Linked DNA regions of Homo sapiens: region 2 is linked to region 1. Evidence: chromatin contacts called from ENCODE Hi-C or POLR2A ChIA-PET data. All regions are on one chromosome and are shown on one strand. Each heading gives the region's core, a stretch centred on a gene start or an enhancer-like site at or near the end of the contact. The rest is flanking DNA. Distances are from core to core; before and after follow the strand shown. Region 1 overlaps LDAH (lipid droplet associated hydrolase). Region 2 overlaps LDAH (lipid droplet associated hydrolase).

What was found. Hi-C counts contacts between places; a loop is a spot of excess contacts on that map. ChIA-PET counts read pairs that join two places held with the same protein, here RNA polymerase II (POLR2A). Pooled maps may share reads with other maps.
Region 2: a loop to region 1 is called in a pooled map, with 3 times the contacts of the local background. The contact joins two enhancer-like sites. A Hi-C loop is called at or near these places in 2 of 168 maps with a recorded cell type or tissue (endothelial cell of hepatic sinusoid and posterior vena cava) and 1 of 50 pooled maps. POLR2A ChIA-PET finds 5 or more read pairs at or near these places in 1 of 52 experiments (OCI-LY7).

The regions. Positions count from the first base shown.
Region 1 is chr2:20,742,908-20,747,313 of GRCh38, forward strand. The region is part of intron 4 of LDAH (lipid droplet associated hydrolase); the gene reads right to left. Among named protein-coding and RNA genes, the nearest start is that of GDF7, 78 kb to the left of the region's middle. Within about 2 kb of position 1,969, at least 2 of the 41 ENCODE cell types and tissues checked have a DNase peak (open chromatin) inside an H3K27ac peak, as active enhancers do.
Region 2 is chr2:20,793,886-20,798,322 of GRCh38, forward strand. All of the region lies in intron 2 of LDAH (lipid droplet associated hydrolase), which reads right to left. Among named protein-coding and RNA genes, the nearest start is that of LDAH, 27 kb to the right of the region's middle. Within about 2 kb of position 2,711, at least 2 of the 41 ENCODE cell types and tissues checked have a DNase peak (open chromatin) inside an H3K27ac peak, as active enhancers do.

The sequences.
Region 1 (4,406 bases), core at 719-3,218:
CACCACCACGCCTGGCTAATTTTTCAAATTTTTTGTAGAGATGGTCTGTCTCCCTATGTTGTGCAGGCTGGTCTCAAACTCCTGGGCCCAAGTGATCTTCCTGCCTCAGCCTGCCAAAGTGCTGGGATTACAGGTGTGAGCCACCACACCAGGCCTATTTGGTGCACTTAGACCACTGATGTTCAAAGTGATTACTGGTAGTTAAATTAATATAGACCACATTTGTCATTATTTTCTATTTTCATCTTCCACATATTTTCTGCCTTTTGTGGTTTTAATTGAGCATTTTATGTGATTCCATTTTCTCTCCTTTCTTAGCATGTCAGTTATACTTAAAAAAAAAAAATTCTTCTAGTGGTTGCCCTAGATTTTGCAATATCCATTTACAACTAGTCCAAGTCCACTTTTTTTTTTTTTTTTATTATACTTTAAGTTTTAGGGTACATGTGCACATTGTGCAGGTTAGTTACATATGTATACATGTGCCATGCTGGTGCGCTGCACCCCCAAGTCCACTTTTAAATAACACTATACCACTTTATAAGTAGTGTATCATACAAAAACAAAATAATCCTAAGTCTTCCCTCCTGCTCCTTGTGTTGTTGTCATTCATTTCACTTATATGTAAGCATACATATAACATATAAACATACAAAATCGAAAGCACTGTTGCTATTATTATTTTGAACAAACTTATCAGTTAGATCAATTAAGAATAAGAAAAATGAACATTTTAGTCTTTGTTTATTCCCTCTCTGATGCTCTTCTTTTCTTTATGGAGATCTGAGTTTCAAACCCCTATTATTTTCTTTCTGAGTTTCCTGGATCTGAAGTTTGATGTCTGACATTAATTTAAGAAATGTCTCTGTCATTATTGTTTGAAATATTTCTTGTTTCTTTCTCTCGTTCTTTTCCATCTAGTATTCCCCTTATGCATATGTTTCACCTTTTGTAGTTGTCCTGCAGTCCTTATTCTTTTTTTTTCTTTTCCCAGTCTTTTTCTTTGCTTTCCAATTTTGGAGGTTTATGTTGAGACATTCTCAGGCTCAGAGACTCTTTCTTCAGCCATGTTCAATCTACTGATAAGCCCATCAAAGCCATTTTTATTTTACGGTGTTTTTACTCTCTAGCATTTCTCTTTGCTTTTTCCTTAGGATTTCCATCTCTCTTCTTACATTGTCTACCTATTCTTGAATGATGCCTTCTTTATCTGTTATAGCCATTAGTATATTAATCATAGTGGATTTAAATTCCTCATCTGATAATTCCAGAATCCCTATCTGTCTGGGTCTGAAGCTTGCTCTATTCTCCTCAGATTTTTTTTTTTTTTTTTTTGCCTTTTGGTATGCCTGGTAATTTTTTCTTGGTAGCTGGACATGATGTACCAGGTAAAAGGAACTTTTATAAATCAGCTTTTAGCAATGTAGCAGTTAGGTGGGGGAAAGGGGAGGGGAGACATTCTATCATCCTATGATTAAGTCTCAGTCTTTTAGTAAGCATATGCCTCTGGTGTACAAACTTCTAAGTGTTTCCTCAGTATTCTTCTCCCCTCTTTGGTAGGACAGGATGGCTAGAGTTGTCTGGAGTTTAGTATTTCCCTTCTCTGATGCAGAAGGTTAGAGCTGACAAGAGTTAGGTATTTCCCTTCCCTTGGGTCAGGCTCTAATAATACCCCAGCAGGTTAGGATTTAGCTAACTAATTTCTCCTGGGGGCAGACCTTGTTAAGAAGAGCACAGTGCTCTGGCATATTTCAAAATGGTTCATTTCACCTTCCCCCTGCCAGAAGCACATAGGGATTTTTCTGCAATATTTACTTGGAGAATCTAATTGAGCTCATGTAGGTAAGTCTAACAAAATTGTGGTGTTTCCCCATGAGTGGGTCCTCCTGGAGTTTAAAACTTTCAGAGTTGTTCATACTGAACCTCCTATAATTCATCAATTACAGCTCAGGTTTTTCTACCATGGCACTGCTTCCTGTGGGGGTTTCTGTTTGTGACTGCATGCTCTAGTAACTTGTGGCTCTCGGTATTTGCCAGTCTGTCTCTCTAGTCTTTTGGGGACAGTGGTTTTCCCTGTGTCCTCCCCTATCCTGGGTCCGATAAGAATTGATTTCTCAGTTTGCTTAGCTTTTTACTTGTTAGGGTTGGAGTGGCAACTTCTAAGCTCCCTACATGTGGAACTGGAAACCAGAAGTCCTAATAATATTTCTGTATATGTCTTTTGGTGCATGTATGCATGTACTTCTGTTGGCTGTATCACTTCAAAGTAGAAACACTGGGTCATATAGTAGGCATATATTCATCTTTAGTAGATAATTACAAAGAGTTTTCCAAAGTAGTTCTACTAATGCTCTTGCAACAGTGTACAAGGCACACAAAGATTTCTATTTCTCCATATCCTTATCAACACTTGTTACATTTTGTTTTTCTAATAGACATCTTAACAGGTGTTAGGTGATATATCATTGTGGTTTTGATTTGCATTTCTCTGATAATTAGTGATGTTGAGCACCTTTTCATATACCTGTTGGTCATTTGCATTTTTTTTGAAGAAATGTCTATTCAAGTCCTTTGCCCATTTTTAAATTTCTAAGACAGTAGAATAGATTTCAAGTGTTCTTATCACAACAAAAGATAAGCATGTAAGGTACTGCATAAGTTACTTAGCTTGATTTAGTCATTCCACAATATATGCTTATTTCCAAACATCATATTGTACCAATCTATATACTTTCTATTTGTCAAATAAAAATATATATTAAAAAATAAGATATAATTGAGGCTAATAACTAATCAAGTAAATGACTGAGCATATGTATGTTAATTAGCTGTAATACATGATTTATAATAAATGATCATAACAATTTAAGCAATAAATAATAATTGAATCAAATATGTATGATGGTAGTAAGTCACAAGTCCTATGACGGGGCAGATAAAATAATAAAAGAGGACTAGAAATTGCTAGGGGTGGTGGGATAGTTTTAAATAGGGTGTTCAGGAAAGGCTTTGATGAAAGGTGACATTTGTGCAAAGGCAGTTAGGGGGTGAGCTAAGAGATGCTTGGAAAAATAAATTTTGTGGGGAGAGGGAAGAGCATGTGCAGAGGCCATAGAAAGCTAAAGTGGTGTGTTTGAGTAAGAGCCAGGTGAACAGTATTGCTGGAGCAGAGTACTTGAAGAAGAGAGCAGTTCAAGTGTTTACTAAAATGTCCTCAATGATTTAAAGAATATAAATGATTAATTCAGTTAATACCAAACTAGAAGAATGTACCACACAGATTCCAGACTGGTTATGTAACCCATAGTACATAAGGAACTTCAGATTGATCAAATCAGCTGGCAGAAACAGGAAACAATCCATTACTTTTATAAACGATCCTTTACTGTGACCCATGTTAAGCAAAACTGCATGTAAGGGAAACTCTAAAAATATATAAGCAACCACAGGGTTATATTTGATTGATCTATATCAATAACAAATTGAGAATTAAAATGCAGTCTGAAATAATGGGAATGGACCAAAACAATAAGGAAGTTCTAATATGTACATTGAATGCGTCACTGCCTTGTAAAAATATAAGAAGACCAAAGACCTTATCACAACTAATACTTAGTTGATGAGACTGGTTTTCCTCTCTTGCCTTTGGAGAACAACAATTATTACCTGCTGGGTGACACTTTTCCTAGATATTGTAATGATAATTTCAATGAAATTTGCAGTCCAAATTTGATAAATCACAGTAATAAAAATTTTTCATTCTTCATATTGGTAAAAAAAAAAATCACCTAAGTCAAGGAAGTATGCCTAATTTGATAACACAGCTGTGTGGTGAAGGTTTCCAAATCTGTGTACACGACCAAACATTTTCTTATGTTACTATCTCATTAAAAAAAGAACTCCCATGTTAGCCAATTCATTCTATCCTAAGAAAACATTTTCGCATATTTCACATTCTCTTCTGTTATCTACCAGAATGAACTTTTGATAATGAAGCACAACCGTGTTTTCTTGAACAGTACAGGAAGGTAAATATGCACACTGGGAATTTTTATACTGGATACATTTGCAGGGGTTAGAGGAAAGTATTTTGATGCTTATTTTTCTTGAATTTATTATTATTGTTGTAATCATTTTTTAGAAAAGGAGCTAAGAAACAATTTGAGGTATGGCCACAAGGTAAGAAGTATGGTGCTTAGGTGTGGATTGTGCACAACCTGTTTCATTAAATAGGCTTTAAAAAAACAGTAAATCTTCAAAATCCTTGAAAGACTTCACCTGTTTATATAGCTTATTACAGATGCATCCATTTTTCTGGGAGAGCAGCAATGGTGCCTATGTGTTATGACTAAGTGAAGCTGCGACAAATAGTACTTCAACATCTTCAAAAAAACATTATCACTGCC
Region 2 (4,437 bases), core at 1,461-3,960, 52 kb after region 1:
AGAAAATCCAGGCCCACACAGCTTCACTGGTGAATTCTATCAAACATTTAAGGAAGAAAAATGCCCAGTGTATAAAAACTCTTTCAGAAAATAGAAGAGAAATGTATTAGTCTGTTTTCATGCTGCTGATAAAGACATACCCGAAACTGGGCAACTCACACACAAAGAAGAGGTTTCATGGACTCACAGTTCCACATGGCTGAGGACACTTCACAATCATGGTGGAAGGCAAGGAGTAGCAAGTCACATCTTACATGGATGGCAGCAGGCAAAAAGAAAGGGAGTGTGTGCAGGGGAACTCCTCTTTATAAAACCATCAGATTTCATAAGACTTATTCACTATCACAAGAACAGCATGAGAAAGACCTGCTCCCGTGATTCAATTACCTCCCACTGAGCCCCTCCCACAACACGTGGAAATTGTGGGAGTTACAATTCAAGAAGAGATTTGGGTGGGGACACAGCCAAACCATATCAAGAAAGAAATATATTCTAACTCATTCTATGAGGCCAGCATCACCCTCATACCAAAACCACATAAAGACATTGCAAAAAGAAAAAGAAAAAACTACAGACCACTATACCTCGTGAACAAAGATGGAAAAATTCTAAACAAAATTTTAGCAAACTGAGTCCATCAAAATGTTAAAAGCATAATACATCATGACCAAGTGGGATTTATCACAGGAATGCTGGATTGGTTTAACATTCAAAAATTAACATCATCCACCACATTAACCAACCGTAAAAGAAAAACCATACGATCCTCAACAGATGCAGAAAAAAATGGAAGTTTTATCCTGTCAGAAATATACTTAACATTGTAGCATGTATAACGTACCAAACTTGAAAGTTTAACTTCTTTAAAAGTAGCCATCACTTGCTATAGTTCTCTGTATCCAGTGGCACCAAGCAGCACTAGATTGGGTACATGGCACTCACATACAATAAATCCTTTCAAACTGAACGCATAGCAAGTATCACAAAGGTCTAACTTATAACAGAGACAGAAGTGGAAAATGCAATGCAAAATGCTTAAATACCATTGCATACAGTACTTCATACTTCACCATTTAAACCTCCTTGTTAAGAAACCACAAAGAAAATTAAAAGGCCTACACTTATGCAACTAAAAAAGACACACACACGGAGGGGTATGGGAGAGGTCCAGGTGTAAGGATGTTGGAAAACATTCCAATGCAGACATGCAAGTAAAATATTTAATCAAAAGTTTACATAAAAATGTGTTATAAACACACACTTGAACATGCTCATAACAGTCAAATCAGTCAAATACCCATGCAATGTATAACAGAAGTTGTAGTGATCATCTCTAGGCCCTGACTGCTAATAATCTCCAACTATACAATGCTGCAAGTATAGACTTATACCTTCCAGTTAATTTTGTAGGGAGAGGAACGAAAACTGCCACATATCAAGTTAATATGGCACAGTATCTATATAATAGGTTGCCATGTAGACAGACCTATTGGACTCATTCATGGAGCCTTATCTGCTATATCTCCAACCACTGTGCTCACAGCACTTGATACTTCACATGGTTCTGTTATCTCCATATGACCTCCTAAGAATTATGATTCAGTGTACTCTATGGTGAGTTCTCAATCTGATTCCCTTTGTTCATCTCACTAGTTAAAGAAAGTCCAAGGACAATGTTACTTTACAGAAATCCAAGATCTAAGGTTCATCAGAAAAAATGAAACTAAATTAAAAGTTCTTCAATCTGTGGATTCTGATCAAAAAAGGAACACAGTAAAAATTCTTACAAATGCAAAAAAAAGAAAAGAAAAGAAAATGATATTGCATCCATTAAACATCAGACTACAAAAAAGAAAAGAAAACTCACAATTATCATTACTAACTTAGAAGTGAAGAATTAATTTTGCTAGCTGCAAAAGCAATGTGATTTAAAATGAAATGTTATGTCAGTCTATCAGAGACGGACATAACATGGTGTCCATAGTGGCTTCACAATCCTTGAAATACTGTTATCCTGATTATTACCACAGTGTAAATAGATTAGCTCCCCCGAAACCTGCCACACACACACACACACACACACACACACACACACACACAAAATACAATTCTAAATCCCACAAACTAATGAGCAGGGCAAACATAAAAGAACACTAGGAAATGAAATATGATCTGAAAATGTCAAAGCACTATAAACAATGAGACTATCAAACTACAAATGTTTTATGCTTCCCTCCATTCTCAGTGTCTTCACTGAATACTCCCTTTATCTCCTCACCATATCTGAAATCTGGCTCTCCCCTGTAATGGGCTCTCTTCCTTTCAATCCTCTTCAGCAGAGGCCTCAGTCACTCTTCTCTAACACCACATATAACTCAATGAGAGCAAAGACTTAATGCAACACAGTATTCCTAGCACCTGGGATAAAAGAGTGAGGGAATAAATACTATCTCCAGGTGGGGAAGTGGGTGGGTTGTCTGTCCCACTTACTATTTCACCTCACTATTACAACAACCTCTTCTTCTTTAAGACTCAAGCCATCTATTTCCATCTATCAACTTTTTAGTCACTCACACTTTCTCTGAAAGCCTTGACCCTTAAATGACAGTTTCACTTGTCATGTCATGTCAGGACATTTCAAAATCCAGTTGGACTGACTGAGCCAAAAACTTTGTCCCATAATTCATTATTATGATGAAATCCAAAGAACTTCACCTACATTAAACTTAAGCAATTCATTCCCATGACTACACCCTGGATCAGATATGCGTATCACAGTTCCCTGCAGGGCTTGTTAAAACACTGATTGCCCAACCCCCAGACTTTCTGGTTCAGAAGGTCAGGGATAGAGCCCAGGAACTGCATTTTTAAAGTTCTCAAGCAATACTTCTGATCCTGACACCAACTTTAAGAACCACAGGCCTAGTATCTTTTCATGAGCTGGAAATGATTAGCATTCAAAACATGGTCTCAACTCTCAACAGAAAAAACAGTAGTCAGGAAGCAGGAGACTTCACTTCCCTCTGATACGCCTTTATACTTTTCCATTTTAGTAACCAATTTCACCTCCTTCTTTCTAGCCTTAGAAGGATATCCCTTCTCGAGTTTAAGATAATGTTTCTACTTATTTTCTCTATCCTATGCTATAAGCTATTCCAAATCTCTGCTCCATCAAACAGCACTTGCCATGACTATAATTTCAAACTCTCCTTCACTACTGGAAAAGTACATGTATTTTTATGTTAATAGATGCTGAACGGACTGACTTCCACAAAGACTGTTACATCCTGGCAGAAGAATAGTTTATTCCCATTAGTGGTTAAAACAAAGAGAAATTCTCGATCAGGAATCTTAGTCCAGCTGAGAATGAAAGTACCATACTGAGAAGAGGCTGGACTAGGCATAACCAAACACTGAAACTACCACCTCCTTTCCCCTGTTCCTCTTTGAACATTAACAGACAGGTTTCCACTCTTCAAACAGGAGCCTGGAAGATTCCTCCCCAGGAAAACTGAACAATAAAAGAAAGAGCTTCAGACACTGAAAGCTGGAAATCCGTCAATGAAATGCTGGGTCCCTACTCAATCACCTTAGGATGAGGCCCACCTAGGGCGACCAACTCCTCTGTTTTGCCCGAGACTGTCATGGTTTTAGTACTGAAAGTCTTATGTCCTAGAAAACCTCTCAGTCCTAGGCAAGCTAGGATGGCTAATCACCCTAGACACACCTCTGGATAAGCCCCAGCTCTGAGTGCAAAGCTTCCAATTTGTTTTTTGTCTTCCTCTTAAACATGAATGGATAGTCAAGGATTGCCAGACATTTGAGGAAAACTAAAGACTAATGCAAATGAAAAAAGGAACACAGTGAAAATTCTTGCAAATGCAAAAACAAAAAAGAAAAGAAAAGAAAATGATATTGCATCCATTAAACATGAGACTACAAAAAAGAAAAGAAAAACAAAGCGCTATTAGAATGAAATGAGTTTCTGGCTTAAAAGGGCCCACCAAAACCCAAGTACCTTGTATGAAAAAACAGTCACACCAAGGTGCTTCACTGTAAAATTTCAGAATCTCAGAACAAAGAAAAGGTCTCGAAAATGTGGGTAGAGAATCTTCACATACAAAAGGCGAAAATCAGAAATGATACCAATACTTCTTATAAGCAGCTCTGAGTGTTGGAAAACAATGATTAATGCCCTCCATTAACGCCCTCCATTTTCCTCCTAAAGAAAAATTATTTCCAACCTAGAGTCTAAGACATTTTGCAGCATGCTGTGTTACTTCTCATGTACCTCTTCTAAGGAAGCTACTAGAAGATATGCTCTACCAAAAACAAGAGAATAAACTAAGATAAAAATGTGGGATCTGAGAAACGAGGGATCCAAGCCAGAAGAAAGTGACAGAAGTCCCCAGGATGGCAACTGTGCAGCAGGCCTGG